Linked DNA regions of Homo sapiens: region 1 is linked to region 2. A link is a loop called in an ENCODE intact Hi-C map of the cell type or tissue named here. Cell type or tissue: GM12878. All regions are shown on one strand. Region 1 holds the start of MIR6751 (microRNA 6751). Region 2 has its middle 7.4 kb from the start of POLA2.

The links. A loop is a pair of places that touch in the nucleus more often than their neighbours do. Peaks named below come from ENCODE experiments on the same cell type or tissue, not always from the same donor. Only the 100,000 strongest peaks of a DNase experiment are listed, where the experiment ranks them.
Region 1: it touches region 2 in a loop (2.0-fold over the local background); 11 of 110 quality-filtered maps call a loop at or near these places.

Annotation. Positions count from the first base shown.
Region 1 is chr11:65,128,420-65,132,419 of GRCh38, forward strand. It overlaps SYVN1 (synoviolin 1), which reads right to left. Exons shown (of 16, transcript NM_172230.3): 6 at 3,829-3,932; 7 at 3,051-3,177; 8 at 2,855-2,954; 9 at 2,713-2,778; 10 at 2,501-2,617; 11 at 2,241-2,404; 12 at 1,832-1,960; 13 at 1,583-1,756; 14 at 1,310-1,496; 15 at 144-295; 16 at 1-69. MIR6751 (microRNA 6751) reads right to left here and starts at 1,559; the gene lies at 1,497-1,559. RefSeq lists an enhancer at 3,931-3,980. In GM12878, a CTCF peak has its summit at 1,791; no DNase peak of the experiment used is centred here; H3K4me3 peaks cover 984 bases; H3K27ac peaks cover 1,301 bases.
Region 2 is chr11:65,252,530-65,256,529 of GRCh38, forward strand. No RefSeq gene overlaps it. Among named protein-coding and RNA genes, the nearest start is that of POLA2, 7.4 kb to the right of the region's middle. In GM12878, a CTCF peak has its summit at 1,620 (motif pointing left); no DNase peak of the experiment used is centred here.

The DNA.
Region 1 (4,000 bases), 120 kb before region 2:
GCCGGCGGAGCTCTGCTGCATCGGGCTCTCCATCCTCAGGCATCTCCTCTGTGCCCACTGACTCAGGAGCTGGGGACAGAGAGACTGGAAGTGGAACCTAGAGAAGTTCCCTGCTCCCCCGGCTGGAGGCCAATCACACCTACCTGGAGGCCTTTCCATTTCAGGGGCTGGTGGGGAGGCTCCTGGGGTTGGGGTCGTGGCCTCTGAGCTAGGGATGCTGGTGGAGGAGGCAGCAGCAACAACTGTAGTGGCAGTCTCCTCAGTGGAGTTGACTGAAGTGGCAGGCCGGGGGGGCCTGGGAAGAGAAGGGACGAGAGGCGGGCCTGGCCTTGGCATCCAAGGTTGGGCAGATTCTCCTGCCCTTGGTGAGCCTTGCAGAACAGAGTATAGAATGATGTGCCCTTGTGGCCCCAGTGCCTGGCAAACACAAGTGAACATGCTGAATGAACTCAGACAGGGTGACTGGACTCAAGGGCCAAATGATTCTATCCCTTAGCTGTAAGGTGCTTGCAGGCAGGGACTGTTGACCTGTTCACTCTTACCCTGCAGTCTCCACCCTGGGGAGTCAGGCACCTTATAGGGGACTCACTCAATAAGCCACAGTGCTCGAGCCTTGGACTCAAGTTCCTCTCCAAGCCTGTGCTGTCACTGCTAGATGCCAGGCATTATGTACATGTCACTTTTTTAAAAGACAGCGTCTCGGCTCTGTCACCAAAGCTGGAATTTAGTGGCACAATCATAGCTCACTGCACCCTCAAATTCCTAGGCTCAAACAATCCTCCTGCCTCAGCCTTCCAAAGTGCTGATTATAGGTGTGTATCTGGCAGTACACATCACTTATGAATATGAATTAAGACCCCTTTATTCAAATAATGAGAGGTCAAAAATGAGTGATGGGACCAGCGCTTGAACTTGAGCCAGGATGGCTCCAAGTGACTTCCTATTATTCGCTCCCTCAGTTTGGGGGCAGCAATTGCCAATCTAAGTGTCACCACATCTCAGAAGAATATCATGTGATGAACTAAAGCACTGCAAATTCTGAATAATTTGACTTTAGAAAAATATAAAGGAATAAGATCTAAAGTCAGCTCTCGAATAAACATCACTCCTACTTAGATCCAGACATGCTTTCTGGAGTGGGAAATAAAGGCACCAGGAGTTACCAAGAACTCCTGGAGACCCTTGGTGGGCCTGTAGATAGGCAGCCTGAATTGGCAGGTGTCAAAGGCCAAGAACCACTGCTGGGGACCTCTTGGCAGCTCCACTCCTGACCCACCAAACCCACTCTGCTTCCCCTGTACAGACACACCCCAAGGAGGCCAGCACGGTGAGGTACTGGTTGATCTGCAGCATGGCGGCGTCCAGCAGTGTGTGGATGTTACGCAGGCTCTGCAGCCGGGCCTCCAGGTGCTGCCGCTCATGGCCCTCCAGAGCTCGTAGCTCCTCTGGGGTCAGCCCAGCAAAGCCCGCAGGGGGCACAGGCATTGGGGGGAAGGCTGGAGAGAGAGAGGCTCAGTCTGGGCTGCTGGGGCCAGACACCAACCTCACCCCCAAGAAGAACCCAGAGAGTGGCCCAGCTTACCAAAGGGTGGAGGCAGGGGCATACCCATCCAGGGAGGAGGGAAGGGGAAACCAGGGGCAGGGCCAGCCTCTGGGGCAGAGCCAGAGCCTGGGCCAGATGCTGTGGCAGAAGCAGCAGTAGCACTGGTGCCAGCAGCTGTGGTTGTAGCTGCTCCACTGGGCCGAGAAAGGGCTGCTGAAGAGCAGGAACGAAGTCAGTGAGTGTTCCATCCCTGCCGCCCCCTGGCTGTCACAGTACCCAAAGGCTCACCTGCACTGGTGGATGGAGGAGCCACAGCCTCTCCTGAGCTGGGGGGAGGCGGGACAGGTGGAAAGGGGCCCATGGGGGGCCACAGTGGGAACATGCCTGGAGGAAAAGGAGGCAGGAGGCCCTGGGGGACTGCAGAGAGAAGACGGAGGTAAGGAAAGGGCCAAATGGACACAGACCCAACTCCCAGGCAGGGGGCCTGGCTATTGAGAGCTCTGTCCTATTCCCACAGGCCCTCAGCCCAGCACTGGTCACACTGACTGCAAGCATCTATTTCTCATCTTTTAATCCCTCCCTGGCCCAGACTGAGATTCTGGAGGGCAGGGACTCTCCAATTTCCCAGCATCTTCCACATCCAGCCCAGGGCAAGTATCCAGTGGTATGCCGGGTGGCCAGACAAGGGGATACTCACAGTTGGGGGGCTGAGGCAAGAGTGGTGGGGGGTGGGGGGCAGGGGGTGGCCCCTGATCCGCAGGCTCCGGGGGTGGTGGTGACTGCGCTGGCAGCGATGCACGAAGGACATCCATACGGCAGGTGGGGCAGGTCTGCTGCCGCTGGAACCAGGAGCGCAGGCAGCTGCGGGTCAAGGCCAGGCAGAGGTCAGCAGGTCCCTAGGGGCCTGCCTTCTGGGGCCTGTGCCCTGCTGTGCAGGCTCCCCAGGGCCCCTCCCACCTGGTATGGAAAATGTGGTTGCAGGGCAGTCTCTTGGCACCAGTCACCATCTCTTCTCGGCAGATGATGCAGACATTGTCCATTGCCTGGAGCTCCTCTGGGGTGGCATCTGGATACCTGGTTAGGATGACAGGGGCTGTATCAGGTCCAGAGCTGGAAGCAGAGGGACCCAGGACCGAGCTTGGGACAGCAGCCATGACAAGCCTACTTACAGGGTGTTCATGTTGCGGATGGCTCGGCGAGACATGATGGCATCTGTCACAGCTTTCTTGAACTGTCTGAAAGGACAGTCAGTGAAAGCAGGAGAAGGGACGGGATCAGGTCAGGAGGATCGGGGGACAGGGCCGGGCTCACCTCATGGCCAGGTACATGGGCCGGATGGCAAAGAGTGGGAAGGTGTGCACCTTGATCATGATGGTCATGAAGGCCATGTACAGCAGAACCTTGATGAAGCCTGAGGGGAGGGGATGCAGAAAGCAGCAGGTCACAGGGCCAGGAGGCAGAGTGGAGGATGCTGGTCCAGATCAGGAGAGGCCCAGGCCCCTCTCACCTGTAAACAGCTCTGTGTAGAGCATGTACACAGCCTTGTTGTCCCAGGGGTTCTCACTCTGGAGGTCCACGGAGTGCAGCACATACTTGATGAAGATGGTGAGCACCATCGTCATCAGGATGGCATACTGAAGGGAGAGGGGGACGAGGGGGATGTAAACACATAGCTCCCCCTTGCTGCACCCACATTGCTCCCCAAGGCCTCTGCACAGCAGGTGCAGTGGTACAATCACAGGCTCTAGACACACCCAGGGTCCTCCTAGCCCCTCCACTTACTAGCTGTGACTTTTGGCAACTCAGTGAACCTCAGTTTACTTATCTATAAAATGACATAATTAACTGTTCCTTTATAACAGTATTGTCTTGCTGAATAAGAGATGCAGGTCAGGAGCTCAGCATAGGGCCTGGTGTGAAATTCGCACTCAACAAATATGAGCTGTTGTCACTGAACACATTCTCTCTCTGCCAGGGACACGCCTCCAGTTGTCCATGGAACTAATCCTCTCCTGTCCATTACCAGCTAGCTCCGGCACGAGCCTCCAGGAACCCTCTCCTGAGCCCCAGGTTGGGGCTCCTCCTCTGTCCTAGCCTCTTTGTGCGTCTCCCCAGTCACCTAGGAGTGAGCGTGTGGAGGGCAGGAGCCATATCTGATCACTGCCCCTTGGTGGCCAGCACAGGTTGGCCACATAGCAGGTGCTGAGGAAGGGTCTGTTGGGTTATTCAAGGCACATGTGGGGTCACCTCGGGCTTGTCCTCTCAACCTCCCAAGCCAGTTTTACCTCAAAGCCAAACACCAGCTGCACAGAGGCCCCACGGGTCAGGATGCTGTGATAGGCGTGGCTGACGAAGAGGAAGTCCAGGATGCCCAGGAGGAACATAAGAGCTGTGGGGACCCCCACACATGCAGGGTGGGGGGGTCAGCCCAGGGCCCAACAGCTGTTTAATGCTCTA
Region 2 (4,000 bases):
AATTTAAGTACAGCTGGATAACTTTTATATTTTGTTTTGCCTATGTTTGAATTTCATATAAACAAAACCATATAGAATGTATTCCTTAGGCTGGGCACGGTGGCTGGGTGACAGGGTGAGACTCCGCCTCAAAAAAAAAAAGAATGTATTCTTTTTTTTTTTTTTAGACAGAGTCTTGCTCTGTCACCCAGGCTGGAGTGCAGTGGTGCAATCTCGGCTCACTGTAACCTCCACCTCTTGGGTTCAAGCGATTCTCCTGCCTCAGCCTCCTGAGTACCTGTGATTACAGGCACCCGCCACCATGCCCAGCTAATTTTTGTATTTTTAGTAGACATGGGTTTTCGTCATGTTGGCCAGGCTGGTCTTGAACTCCTGACCTCAGGCGATCTGCCCGCCTCGGCCTCCCAAAGTGCTAGGATTACAGGCGTGAGCCACCGTGCCTGGCCCAAGCTTTGTTTTTTTAAATCTTGCCTCCCACTATGCAGAAAGCCTCAGTTTCAGATAACAGCACGGAGGGATTTTGGGAGGAAGAAAATTTGAATAACAACAATATTGATGTTGGCAAGGATGTGGAGAAAAGGAAACTCTTTTTTTTTTTTTTTGAGACAGAGTCTCCCTCTGTTGCCCAGGCTGGAGTGCAGTGGCGCGACCTTGGCTCACTGCAATCTCTGCCTCCTGGGTTCAAGTGATTCTCCTGCCTCAGCCTCCTGAGTAGCTGGGATTACAGGCGCCTGCCACCATGCCGGCTAATTTTTGTATTTTTAGTAGAGATGGGGTTTCACCATGTTGGCCAGGCTGGTCTTGAACTCCTGACCTCAAGTGATCCACCAGCCTCAGATTCCCAAAGTGCAGGGATTACAGGTGTAAGCCATCATGCCAGGCCAAAAAGGGAACTCTTATACACTATTGGGGGATTGTAAATTAGTACAACTTCTATGGAAGACAATACAAGGGTTTCTCAAAGAACTAAAAATAGAACTAACATGTGCTCCAGCAATCTCACTATTGAGTGTCTACCCAAAGCAATCATTACATCGAAAAGGTACCTGCACCAGTACATTTACCACAGCACTATTCACAAGAGCAAAGACATGGAATCAACCTAAGTGTCCATCAACAGATGATTGGATAAAGAAAATGTGGTACATATACACCATGGAATACTATTGGGTCATAAAAAAGAATGAAATCATGTATTTTGCAGTCACATGGATGGAACTGGAGGACATACATGGATGGAACTGGAGGACATTCATGGATGGAACTGGAGGACATTAAGTAAAACAAATCAGACACAGAAAGACAAATACTGCACATTCTCAATTCTAAGAGGGAGCTAAATAATATGTACACATGGACGTAGAGTGTGGAATGGTAGAGAACTGAGACTCAGAAGGGTGAGTGGGGGTGAATGGGGGTAGGTGATCAGAGATTACTGAATGGATACAATGTGTGTTATTTAGGTGACAGATACCCTAAAAGTCCTGACTTCACCACTACACAATCTATGCATGTAACAAAATTACACTCACACCCCATAAAGTTATACACATGAAATAAATAAATAGTGTAAAAGACAGTCCTGGAGAAACTCAGACCAGACCCTGAGGACCATGCTACACTGCCACCACCTGGTGGCAATATACCTACAGTGTAGGGCGGTGCCTCCCAAAATTCCCAAATTCCCGACTTCTGGAGAGCATCAAAAATAAATAAAACATGTACTCACACTACTGAACTGTACACTTACAAACGGTTAAGATCATACATGTTATGTTATGTGTTTTTACCACAATTAAAACACAGATGACTAGGCGTGGTGGCTCACGCCTGTAATCCCAGCACTTTAGGAGGCCGAGGCAGGTGAATCACCAGAGATCAGAGGTTCGAAACCAGCCTGGCCAACATGGTGAAACCCCGTTTCTACTAAAAATACAAAATTAGCCAGGCGTGGTGGTGCATGCCTGTAATCCCAGCTACTTGTGAGGTTGAGGCAGGAGAATTGCTTGAACCTCAGAGGCGGAGGTTGCAGTGAGCCAAGATTGCGCCACTGTACTCCAGCCTGGGCAATAAGAGTGAAACTCTGTCCCAAACAAACAAACAGACTAACTAACAAAAAACAAACCACATAAATAACAGTGTAAAATAAATGAAATAAAAGTATAAAATAGGCTGGGCATGGTGGCTCACGCCTGTAATCCCAGCACTTTGAGGGGCTGAGGCAGGTGGATCACTTGAGCCCAGGAGCTCAAGACCAGCCTGGGCAACATGATGAAACCCCGTCTCTACAACAACAACAACAACAACAAAACACTGTAAAACCCCATCTCTACGAAACAAACAAACAAACCAAAACCAAAAATTAACCGGGTCATGGCGGTGTGTACCTGAAGTCCCAGCTACTTGGGAGGCTATGGTGGGACGATCACGTAAGCCCAGGGAGGTCAAGGCTGCAGTGAGTCATGATCAAGCCACTGCACTCCAGCTTGGGCAACAGAACAAGACTCTGCCTGAAACAAAACAAAACCAAACCTAAAATTCCTCTTTGGCATCCTTGGTGTGTGTGTGTAACTATATGCATAATATATATTATTATCTATATATGTTATATATTCTATAAAATCTTATATATGTCACATACTATACATACTTCTGCTATCTGACTCAATTCTCTCAAAGCCACCCTTCATCCTTTTGCAGTTTCCAAACATATAAATTATCAGAGTTAAAATCATGTTCCATCTGATTTCCACTCTGTGCTCACTCCAGGTGGGCTACAATACATGTGACCATCCACTCTGTGTGTGCTAACAACAGTGTAAAACTGGACCCTGGCATTAACCTCTTCTATCATTTCACACTAATGTGAGATCCATGAGGTCCCCATTTGCAATCGGAGTCCAGGAAATCAGCTACAGGAGCTGGTTGTAAATTTCACTCCATTGTTGCCTGTGTGCTCCCCACAACAGTTTCTGTAAACCTACCCAGATGCAATGTAAAGGAACCAACTGGTCCACAGTTACTTTCTGTTACTTACAGCTTCGTGACCTCCAGCGAATCACCTCTCTTTTATTGTTGACAATAAAAGACAGTGAATCACCTGTCTTTTATTGTTGAGTTGTAAGAATTCTTGTTTTTGTTTTTGTTTTTTTGAGACGGAGTCTTGCTCTGTCACCGAGGCTGGAGTGCAGTGGCGCCATCTTGCCTCACTGCAAGCTCCGCCTCCTGGGTTCACGCCATTCTCCTGCCTCAGCCTCCCGAGTAGCTGGGACTACAGGCACCCGCCACCACACCCGGCTAATTTTTTGTATTTTTAGTAGAGACAGGGTTTCACCGTGTTAGCCAGGATGGTCTCGATCTCCTAACTTCGTGATCCGCCCGCCTCGGCCTCCCAAAGTGCTGGGATTACAGGCGTGAGCCACCGCACCCGGGCGAGTTGTAAGAATTCTTTATATGTTCTGGATACTAGACACTTCTCAAATATATGATTTGCAAATATTTTCTCCCATTCTGTGGATTGTCTTCTCACTTTCTTGATAGTAATCTTTGATGCACAAAACTTTTTAATACATTATCTTTTAAAAGAAAGTAAATGTTTATTATGATTAAAGTGACACATTTTCTTTCTTTCTTTCCTTTTCTTTTCTTTCTTTCTTTTTTTTTTTTTTTTTTTTTTTGAGATGGAGTCTTGCTGTGTCACCCAGGCCAGAGTGCAATGGTGCAATCTTGGCTCACTGCAACCTCCACCTCCCAGGTTCAAGCGATTCTCCCCAGCCTCAGCCTCCTGAGTAGCTGGGATTACAGGCGACTGCCACTGTGCCCGGCTAATTTTTGTATTTTTAGTAGAGACGAGATTTCACCATGTTGACAAGACTTGTCTCAAACTCCTGACCTCGTGATTTACCCACCTCGGCCTCCCAAAGTGCTGGGATTACAGGCATGAACCACCGCGCCTGGCCTGACACATTTTCTTACACCCATTAGTTAAAGGAGAAAATCA